Regions from separate parts of the Homo sapiens genome. Here region 2 is linked to region 1. The links are chromatin contacts, found by Hi-C in ENCODE. All regions are on one chromosome and are shown on one strand. Each heading gives the region's core, a stretch centred on a gene start or an enhancer-like site at or near the end of the contact. The rest is flanking DNA. Distances are from core to core; before and after follow the strand shown.

Region 1 (5,224 bases), core at 717-3,216:
GACTATTGTATGCACAGAAGGGAATTTGCAAAGTTAGGGGTACTAAAAGGAAATTACTTAGAAACAAGTAGGTACAAACAACAACACAAAAGTAGCTGAAAGAATGAAAAGTGTTTGCTGCTGGCAAGCAAGACTGTCGGATGTGGGATGTGGTAGAGAGTATTTCTTCTGAAGCCTTTTAACACTGATTTTTAAAAAAATGTGTGCATGAATTACTTTAATAAAAATTCACACACATTTAAAAAATTTCAACGATGAAAGACATTTTCCTTATGCAGTGTGAGAACTTCAGTACCCGCACTTCATTCAATTTACACAAGTTAGTTTATGCAGTTCCTATGATGCACAAAACAAGACGAAGAGTTCTTGATAGGAAGAGACCGTGTCTCTCTCCGGCCCCAAATACTGAATACAGAGCCTGGCGAGTGCCAGTCACTCTCCTTATATCTGTAAAATCAAAGTGGATGAAAGAAAACTACTTCTGAGAAAAGCTGACACGCTAGTGAGTCTGATCTCAAGATCACAGCCACCTGGACAAGCTGGCTTGCTTTAGACAGTTCCTCTCCCCCAGGCTCTCATCAAGGTAAGATACAAGCTTAGTTTCTTCCCAGCCAAAACTTACCAGCTCAGTGCCCCCACTCCCTCCGATCCCTAGTTCCCACACTGACTGGTGTTAATCCAGACCACCCACATGCACACTTGCCTTACAGGAAGGCTAAGTAGAATGGGGTGGCATTCGTCTTGCCCCAAGCCATGGATAAGCTACAAGGGGACAATGCCTGGTACCAACATTATCAATTATGTAAAACACTGGGAAATTGCAAAAGGGTCAGGGGATGTGTAACCTCAGAACTAAAGTGTGAAAAAGCCACTGGGAGAATGTTGTCAAAAGGGATTAAAACAAGACCAAAGAAGTACTTTTAGCTTATTACAGAGTTCATTCACCCAGGAGTCAGCTCTTTAGCCACAAGCATTGAGTTGTGCAATAAACATCTAAGTAACATCCTTCCCAATAGACGGCTGGGAACAGACAAAGGGGAGGTGCCCTGGTATGTTGTATTTTACTCATAAGAGGCACAGACAGTCGTTGGCACTCGAGAGCTGGTGGACCAGTCTGTCTGTACTTTCAACGCTGTGAAGCCATAGCCTGCGCCCACGATCCAGGGCACTGAGATACACTTACCTCCAGCCTCTTGCCAAATAGTTTCACAGCAGAAGGGAACTTTTCCTTCTTGAACCGGCCCCTTAAAAGTTTCTAGACACCTGTGCTCCAAATGCCTGCTTGATCCTTCTCAACCGGCTAAAGTCCTGCAAGGAACACAAAAATGAATAAGACCGCAGGCAGCTGACATTTCAGGAGAGGGCAGAAGCTCAAGGCCCACAGTAGGAGTCAAGCAAGAGGCAGAAGGTCCAGTGCTCAGGGCTTCAACAGCCGCATGTCAGGGAGGACGGCGGACAAGCCAGTCCCATCGCAAAGCTGCTGTGCCTGGCTCAGCACTGACAAAGAGGGAGGCGAACAACAGGTGGGGCAGGAGAAAGAGCCGCCGCGGAGCGCGGCATGGGGCCAGGAGCCGACCCCGGAGCCAGGCAGCCTTCGCCCGGGGAAGCTCCAGACAGCGCGGGGACAGAGCATCCCTCAGACGCCGGCTCGTGGGGGAGGGGGACTATCCACGCCTCCGCCCCGCCTCCCCGGAGCCCCAGCGGCCCCTCGCCTGTGAGCTGGACCCTCTCCCCACCTGCGCGCACGCCCCCTACCCCTGACCCCACCCTCGCCCTGTGAGTGGGCACCTGCTCACCTGGGCAAGCGCCCCCCACTGCGCACACCTTCCCCTGGCCTCACCTGCGCACACCTTGGCCACTCACCTGCGCACACCTCGGCCCCTCACCTGCGCCCACCTTCCCCTGGCCTCGCTTGCGCGCGCTGCTCCACGCCGCCTACCCTCTAGCCAGGGGTCGGAGTCACCCGCAGGGCAGGGGCGCCCGCCCCCGGATGATGTCAGCGATTGCCTGCCAATCGGAGGCGGACCCTGCACGCCCGGCGGCTCCGCGCCCCGTGATTGGTCGAGGAGCCTGAGCTGACTCCGGGCCCACCGCGCCCGCCATTCGGCAGCGGCCGGACTCGAGATTGACGGCCCAGGCCCCGCCCTGCCGCCCCACCGGCCCGCCCGGGCCCTAGTGGGTGGGCGCAGCCTCTGGCGCTTCTTCGGGATCCCAGCTGACCAGCTGGGGGTGGGGCGTGGCGGAGTGGCCACGTGGGCCGCGCGGAGAACGCGCCAGGCTCATCACCTGGATCATCGTGCCTCAGTTTCCCCCTCGGCAAATGGGGCTTCAGCGGCTCGCGACGCACATTGATGGAGCGTATGTCCAGGCGCCGGTGCACCGCAAGGAGCAAAACAGACACAGTTCTTGGTCCTAGGGCTCACGTCCCGGGGCGAAGAGGATCCTCCATAAACGATCAGGTAAACACATGGGTGTCAGGGAAGGCTCGCCGCTGGGAGACCGCCAAAGTGACCCGAGATGGAGTCTGGGTGGCCTGCTTATTAGGGGGGCACACCTGTGCGAGGACGGGAGGGGAGGGAGCAGCAGGACTGGGCAAAGGGAGAAGCTGAGCCACAGTGCGAGCCGGACGCACGGGCCACGTTGCGAGGGCATGACCTGGGGCGAGGCAGCCCTGGAGGAGGGGGCAGCTGAAGGTGTCTGCTGACCCCACACCCAACAGCTCGGGTAACAGGCCTTACTGTCAGAGCGATCTGGTTGCCACGTCTCTGTGGCCCTCAGAGAGACATCATGTTTTCTTTTTTCCCTGCACCTTTTTGTTTTGAAAAATGTTCAGCATACAAACAAGTTGAACGTAAAGTGAGCACGCAGATTCCTAGGTTCAGCAGGGGTGAGCAGCTGGCCACGTTTCATTTCTCTCCCTCTGTGTTTATATATGTGTATTTTTCTTTTTTCCTCCCCACTCAGCCCCCACCATTAGCTGCAGATACCGTGATACCCCCCTCCCAAATACTTCGGTATCCAACTCCTTAAGAACAAGAACCTCCTATATTACCAAAATACAATGACCACATCAGTTCAATGCTGTTATCTATTTTCCATCTCCAGTTTCCCGCGGTTGTCCCAATAATGCCCTTTACAGCCCTTTTGTTATTGTTGTTTTGTTTTGCTTTGTTAAGACGGGGGTCTCTGTCACACAGGCTGGAGTGTAGTGGCACGATCACAGCTCACTGCAGCCTTGAACTGCTGGGCTCAAGCGATTCTCTTCCCTCACCCTCCTGAGTAGCTGGGACTACAAGAGCACACCACCACACGCTATTTTTTTTTTGGTAGAGATGGGTGGGGGGGGGGGTCTCACTATGTTCCCCAAGCTGGTCTCGAACTCCTGGGCTCAAGCGATCCACCCACTGTGGCCTCCTACAGTGCTGGGACTACAGGTGTGAAGCTCTGCCCTACAGCCCTTTTTTAAACCCCAGGATCTAATCAGGGAGCCACACTGTGCATTCAGGCTATGCACTTTTTTTGGCAGGATAATATACTACATAGAGCATGTTTTATCTTGTTAGAAGGCTGTCAACCTGAAATAACCAAACAGGTCAGAATTTAGCTTAAAGAGAGTTTATTTAAGTGTATAAAGTTTGAGGACAGGCTGCCTGGGAAGCACAGATTTTAAAGAATGGAAATCAGTATTTTGAACTGTAGATGTTTGGGATCATTTATGTAGACAAATTTTAGGGAAGTTTAACAGAATTTTAACATCTTTTTATGCATAAAGTTATAATCTGACCAGCTGAGGTGGTCTTTTTTAGGTGGAAGGTATATTTAACATTTTACACTGAAGATGTAGGAGTCTGGTCTAAGTACGGGATAATAAGAGACAATCTATAATAAAGATCAGTAATTAAAAGGGGAGCAGGCCTGGTCTGTGGTCTCTCCTAGTCATTTATAAAACATGAATGATAAAGAAAAACAGCCTATAATCTAAAAGACAAAATTACAAACATGCTATGTGACCCAGTTTCTAGGACTTAACTTCCCTCTTGACATAATAAATTTATTTATTTTTATTTATTTATTTAAAGACAGGATCTTGCTCTGTTGCCCAAGTTGACCTAATAAATTTCAAGAGTCCTAAAATTTTCTTTTTTAAGACAACATATCACTGTGCTCCATGATTGATAGTGGGGCTCCGTGGTTTCTGCCAGAAGTCTCCATTTTTCCTTTTGTTATTAATGAGTAATTGGTGCAGTGATACTTTGAGACTGTAAATATGCTGTTCCCAAATGACCTTTCACCCAGTGAACTAGCATTTAATGAGGAATCTTGCCTGAATCCCTTATTTCTTGGGACAAAGTGTTAATTTTCTAATTTTATCATTCCCTCAACATTTATTAATAAATTATTTATTAGCAAGCATTCTTCTGTAGGGATTTCCTCTTTGATTTATTTTTTATCAGTATGCCCTAATGGATTTAGCTGACCGAGTTATGATCCTTACTGTATTGTCCTGTATTTAGCTAACGGGAGCCCCTTCAAATTGGCTTCTTTTTTCATATGACATGTATCTACCATCCTTTGAGTACTTACTTATTTTCTGGGACAACCAGATGTTCAAGGATCCTCCCCTTCTCTGCCCAGGCCTGGCATCAGCCATTGTTGGCAGGAGATAATTTGAGCAGATCGTGTGGATTTCAGAAGCATGAAAACTACTGTGAGGATTAAATAAGTTAGCATGTATAACATTCTGGTGCTTTTGTGGAGTTTCCAAATTGTCATGAACAAGCACTACTTTATAGACAGGAAAAAAAGTGATTCAAAATGTGAAAACGGGTATATGTACATAAGGTAAAAATAAAATCCTAAGCCCCCCATTGACCAAAGGGACCTTCTCCTGACCAAGGGGACACCAGAAAAACCTCAACACTGAATTCCCAGACATGATGGGATGGGAGGTCAGATGCGCCTGGTAATAGCCCCCTGTTTCAGAGTTTGGACACCACAACTGGCCGGCATTCATGTTAAAACAGAGATCGTAAGACTGACAGAACGGACTCTGTGGCAATAAGATACCAAATTATAAACAGGACCCAAAGCCATGCTAGGCGAGGGTAAGTCAGGCAACCCACACTTAGAGAATAAACTATATTCTAAGAGCCACAAGGCTTTCTGTTTCTCTATTAGCCAAACACACACTAGCCTTGGGATAGGGAATATTAAAACAATTGCA
Region 2 (5,224 bases), core at 1,973-4,472, 5.6 Mb after region 1:
AGGCTTGGTTCTGTCATCTGGAAAATGGACTAATCAGAGCTGCTGCAGAGGGCGGTTGTGAGAAATGGGAAGTGCACCTCCACATCAGGCCCTGCGATGGTACCATTAGATGACTCAGTTTACAAAAACTGACCAGCAGGATCCCGGGCCAGAGCATCATCAAAGTCCCACCTTTTCCCCAACCTTGTTGGGCAGATCTGGCTCTTCCTGGCCTATCTTGGGGACCTCTCTCTCCCCCAAGAGCAGGGCCAATGCTCTCTCCACCCGGCCACCAGGGTGGGTGTCCTGGGCAGGTCACTCTCGCTAGGCCTCTTTCCTCACCTGTCGGAGAAGGTGGAGCTGCTGGAGATGATTAAAGGACTGGGCCCTTCCAGTGCTAACCTGCTAGGGTGGCTGGGCTTCTCACTGGCCATGAGTGCATGTCTCTGCTTCTGGGACTCAATGTCTTCACAAAATGAGGGGCTGGGCCAGATGACAATAACACCAGCTAGCACATGCTGAGCTCTTACTCCAAGCAAAGGGCAACCATGAGGGCTCCGTATGTCCCGGCCCATTTAATCCCACAACAACTCCATGGTGCGACTGTTGCTATGCTGGCTTTATAGGAGAGGATACTGGCACAGTGAGGTTGGGTCACTTGTCTGAGGTCACTCAGCTAATATGAGCCCAGGCAGAGCCCATGCTTGCAACTACTGCACAATACCCTCTTGTGGCTCCAATGCTTTGAGATACAGAAGGGGGTCTGAGCATCCTCTGAACCCCACTGTTTTGTGGGCTGAGGCAAACATGCCTTCTCAGACACAACCCCAGCCCCACCTTGGAACACATGGGAGTTGCCCAGCCCAGAGACAATGCTGCCCAGTATCCTACACAACCGGGCCTTTATCGATCCCCGTGACTTGCCTGTACCTGGTCATCACACACTCCAGCTAGAAGCCCATTTTACAGACAGGGAAAAGGATAGAGGACCTGCCCAGATCACACAGCCAGTAACTGGCAGAGTGAGGACTGGAGCCCAGATCTACTTGGCTCTACCAAGTGCTGCTGTCTTCCTGACAATGACCCTTGGCCTCTGCCCTCCAGGAACTTTGGCCTTGCAGGGGAAACCTTGGCCCCACCAGCAACTCTGAGAGACGCAGCCTGAGAAGGGCCATAGGTGAGGGGTGGATGCTGAGCAAGGGAGCTTTGGGATGCTGCAGCACAGGGAGGAAGGAAGAGTCCTTCAGACGGCCACAGATCAGCACGGGCATGGTTTCAGGTGGGGAGAGTAGAGCCCCTGAAGTGACTTTTGAAGGGCTGGTGAAGCTGCTGCTCCCAGTACAGGGCATGGAATAAGGTTAGGGGAGATGGGGGAGTCAGATGGGGTGCAGTCTTAGAACACTCTTCTATGGGTGGCGGGTCTCAGCTGCATATGTGAAAGTCTTCTTTGGTTGGATAGGAGGCTCCTGAGGGGGCTGGGGCTACTCTTAAGGGAGAAGCATCTGGGTGGCCTGGGACAGAGGCAGGGAGGTTGGGGAGAAGCTAGAGAAGTCCAGGTGACTGAGAGTGAGGTGAGGCAGAGACTCCTCTTAGTGGAAATAAAGGAAAATCATGAGTCTTTTCAGGGGGAATTTCAGGCAGCTAGCTAGCTTTGAGAAGTAAATGAGCACCTTGACAAGCAAGAAGGTAATTGAAGCTTCAAACAAGGGCCACCCAAATAAGTTAGAGCCACAAGATGTCTGGTTCCCTATAGAAACTAAAGATAACATCTTGACCTATGTCCCTGAATTGTTTTTCACAGCTGTCACTTAGGCCTCAGATAAGGGGAAACTGAGGGCTGTTCTTTAAATTTCTTCCCAAGGGTTCTGTAAAGAGTCACACCCATAAGCCAATGCTTAACTCTCCTATCTGTGGACCCCAGGTTTTTAGACAGTCTTGCTTCCTAAGCCAATTGCAAATCACAGAATCTCTGAATCCACCTATGACCCTGCCTCAAAATGTCTCACCTTTTTGGGCCAAGCCAATGTATAGCTCCAGAGTATTTATTTATGACTTTGCCTATAACCTCTGTCTCCCCACCTTTAAAAAGCCTTACATGTAAACCATTGGGGAGTACGGGTCTTAAGCATTAGCCGACCTATTCTCCTTGCTTGGCACCCTGCAATAAATGCCTCCCTTTCTGCCGCTGCAAATCCTGGTGTCAGTGTTTGGCTTTGCTGCACTGGGTGGGCGGACCCAAGTTTGTTTCGGTAACACAAGAGGTTGACGAAATCATTAACTGAGACTTCGAAACAAATTGGAGGCGGAGAATGAACGGGCCTGAGACGCTCCACCAGCGAGTGGGCCGATGGGCTCATCAGATCAGATGGGCGTCTGTCCTGCTGCCTCAGGGCGGGGGGTGGTGGCACCCCTGAGCTCCTACTGTAGGCAAGAACTAGTCACTCCTAAACCTTCTCTATCGGATTCCCCAAGCGGCCTGGGGTGGGTAGAGATTATAGTCCCCGTTTTACAGATCAGGAAATGCAGGCTCCGTGCCATCCCAGGGCATTCCGGTAGCCAGTCACGGACAGAGAGTCAAACATGAGCCCGAGCCCGGGAGCCCATGGCAGCACGGGATTAAGTCCTCAACACGGGCCGGGGTCAGTTTTCCCATCTGACAGAGGCCCTCTGCTGCTCACAGGGGCCTGGGCTCCCACTTCTCCATCCGAACACTTGGGATGGATGTGAAGGTGGAGCCCGGAAAGGGAGGGGCGCCGCCCACCAAGTCCTGGTTCTGGCAGGCACCCTGGCCCTTGCGGGTCCTCGGTACTACACGCCGGCCCCAAGTCAGCCGCGGCCCCGGCCCGCCCTGTGGGGGCTGAACCCCAGCCCCGGCCCGATCCCTCACGGTGCAGCCAGCCCTTGGGAGGCTGCCCATGGGGATGCGCACCAACCGCAGACAGATAGGCTGGGAAGGAGAGAGAACGAGGGCCCGACCGAGCCGGTAGAGGCGGTGGGTGCCGCTAGGGGCCCCAAGTCCGCGTTCAACACAGGGGCTGGAATGAGACCGCTCCTCTGAGCGGCCGCCCACCGCACCAGTGCGCATGGGCGCACCCGGCCACCGGGCCGCCCACCCCGCCCCACGGGAGACCACGCCTCCGGCTCGCAACGGGCAAATGGGCGGAGGCCGCGGGCGGGGCGGGGCGGAGCCGGGCCCAGCTGGCCGAACCCGGGGAATGCGAGCGCCAGCCCCCGCCGCAGGCCAGTCCCAGCTGGATCTCCGGCCAGAGCCCGAGGCTGCTGCGCCGGGCGGCTGCAGCCTCCGCTCCAGCGCCCGCGCCGTGCCCTGCATCCCGGGAGCCCGGCTGGACCCGCGGCGGCTCGGCCGGTAGGAGGCGGGCGGAGGGAGGCGTGTGCTTCTGTGTGTGTGTGTGTGTGTGTTTCGGGGGGGTGTGTGCGGGTGCAGCGCGGGCCAGTGATTGCTCCGGGACCACGAATCAGTGGAGGGGGCTGCACCTCCCGCGGGCCCGGGGGGAAAGGAAGTGAGCGCTGGCTGGGGGGCGGGGTCCTGGAGCATCCGCCTGGGCCCCCTCGGCTCGTCCCCACCCCCACCCCCGGCGAGGAGTCTTTTTTTCACCTCCCTCTGGGTGTCTCCGAGTCGTTTTCCTAGTGCGGACGCGCTGGAAGCGCCTAACACCCGGGGCTAGACTGTCACTTCCTCTCATCTTCCTTACAGTTCCCCCCTTCTCTTCCCTGCTTAACCCCCCTTTCATCCCTGCAATCCACCAACCCCTTCTGGGTGCTCCACCACCCAGGCCTGGGGAAGGGGCAGGGCCGAGGCTCCTACTGCCCCAGCCTATCCGCTTCTTGGCACTACTCCCCAGGTTGAAAGGGGGCTTTTCTCCTTGACTGCAGGGCGGGCGCACGTGTGTGTGTGTGTGTGTGTGTGTGTGTGTGTGTGTGTTGCGGGAGTGTGGGGGAGTGGTCTGGGAGGGAATGGATCTTTGTTTCTCAGACCTCAGAGTTCCCACCTCTGTTCCTTTGCGTTGGGGGTCTCGGAAGACTGGCCTAGGGGACCAGAGGCGAAATAGGACAAAAGATCATTAACAGGTGCGACGTTCTCTCTCCCAGTCATTTCATGTGGTGGGATTCACCCCCAAGTTCCATACAGATCAGAAGAGTGGGGCACAGAGAAGCGAAGTCAGCTGCCCTCTCAGGATTGCTGAGCCAGAATTTGAACCCGGGTCCGCCTGGCTCTCATCCCAGAATCTTCTCCCTACACCTGTGGTTTAGAGAGAAAAGTACTGAGGGCGACTATCCCAGGACTCAGGGGAAAGAGAGATCTGGGCAGACTTCTTGGAAGAGAGGGGCTTACGGGTGAGGCTCAGCCAACTCAATGAGTCTGAGGCCTGCTGGGGGAACCACTGTGTTTTGCAAGGATTGACACCTCCCAGGGTCCTCGGGCTGGTCCTTGCTCCTGTCCCCAGGGTCTGGGGGTGGGGTGGTGTGGCTGCCTTTGCCTCCTGGGCAGGGTATGGTGGGCCCAGCTGCTGCTGCAGGCCAGGTCAGGCTAGTTGCCAGCACACAGAGGTGCTCAGGCGGGGTCTTTGCCCTGAGGAGCCTCTCTTCTGACAAGACAGGCAGTGGGTCCACAGATAAGGCCCTGTCCAGAGTTGTACCCAGTGCTGGGAGCACAAGACAGGGACTGATGGGTGCCCGGGAGCTGGGGATGAGTTCACTTGCAGATTCGTTGGGGCTGGGTCTTGAAATCCACCAAGCAGAAAAGAAAAGGCAGGTCATTGCAGCCCCAAGGAACAGCATGAGTAAAGGCCTGGCAGTGTGAAAATGAATGCTGGTGGGGTGGATTGCGGATTAGATAGGTCAGATGTGTGTCCAAGAAGGGCCACCTTTGGCTGCAGTAGTGGGTGGGCTTCCACTGAGGGCTATAAGGAGGAGGCCAAAGCAGGGAGAGGGCCCTCCCTTCTGCTCTCCTCTGCTCCCCACCCAGGGCTAGGCTTGGCAGGGGAGGAGGGACCCTGATAAAGTTTCCCAGAGCAGGGGTGCTGGGGGCAGGAGGTGCCCAGGGGCTAAGGGGCTACACAGGGTCCCAGTGCTGGGGGAAGGTAGGTGGGGCTGCCTCTGTGAGATGGGGACCACCATTGGGGGTGGAGCAGGTTGGGAGTAAGTTGACTGTTGGACAGGGTGGTTGTGAGATGCCTGTGGGTTTTTGTGGGTGACATCTGGGACACTGCTCCCAGGCCAGCAC

The links. Hi-C counts contacts between places; a loop is a spot of excess contacts on that map. Pooled maps may share reads with other maps.
Region 2: a pooled map shows a loop between it and region 1 (6-fold over the local background). The contact joins the promoter of CAPN5 here to the promoter of DHCR7 in region 1. A Hi-C loop is called at or near these places in 5 of 50 pooled maps.

What each region holds. Positions count from the first base shown.
Region 1 is chr11:71,446,427-71,451,650 of GRCh38, forward strand. It overlaps DHCR7 (7-dehydrocholesterol reductase), which reads right to left and starts at 1,967. Exons shown (of 9, transcript NM_001360.3): 1 at 1,864-1,967; 2 at 1,184-1,308. It overlaps DHCR7-DT (DHCR7 divergent transcript), which reads left to right and starts at 2,102. Exons shown (of 2, transcript NR_186309.1): 1 at 2,102-2,459. RefSeq lists a silencer at 1,634-2,273 and an enhancer at 1,999-2,500.
Region 2 is chr11:77,063,749-77,068,972 of GRCh38, forward strand. It overlaps CAPN5 (calpain 5), which reads left to right and starts at 3,223. Exons shown (of 13, transcript NM_004055.5): 1 at 3,223-3,346. RefSeq lists an enhancer at 2,382-2,882 and a silencer at 2,739-3,428.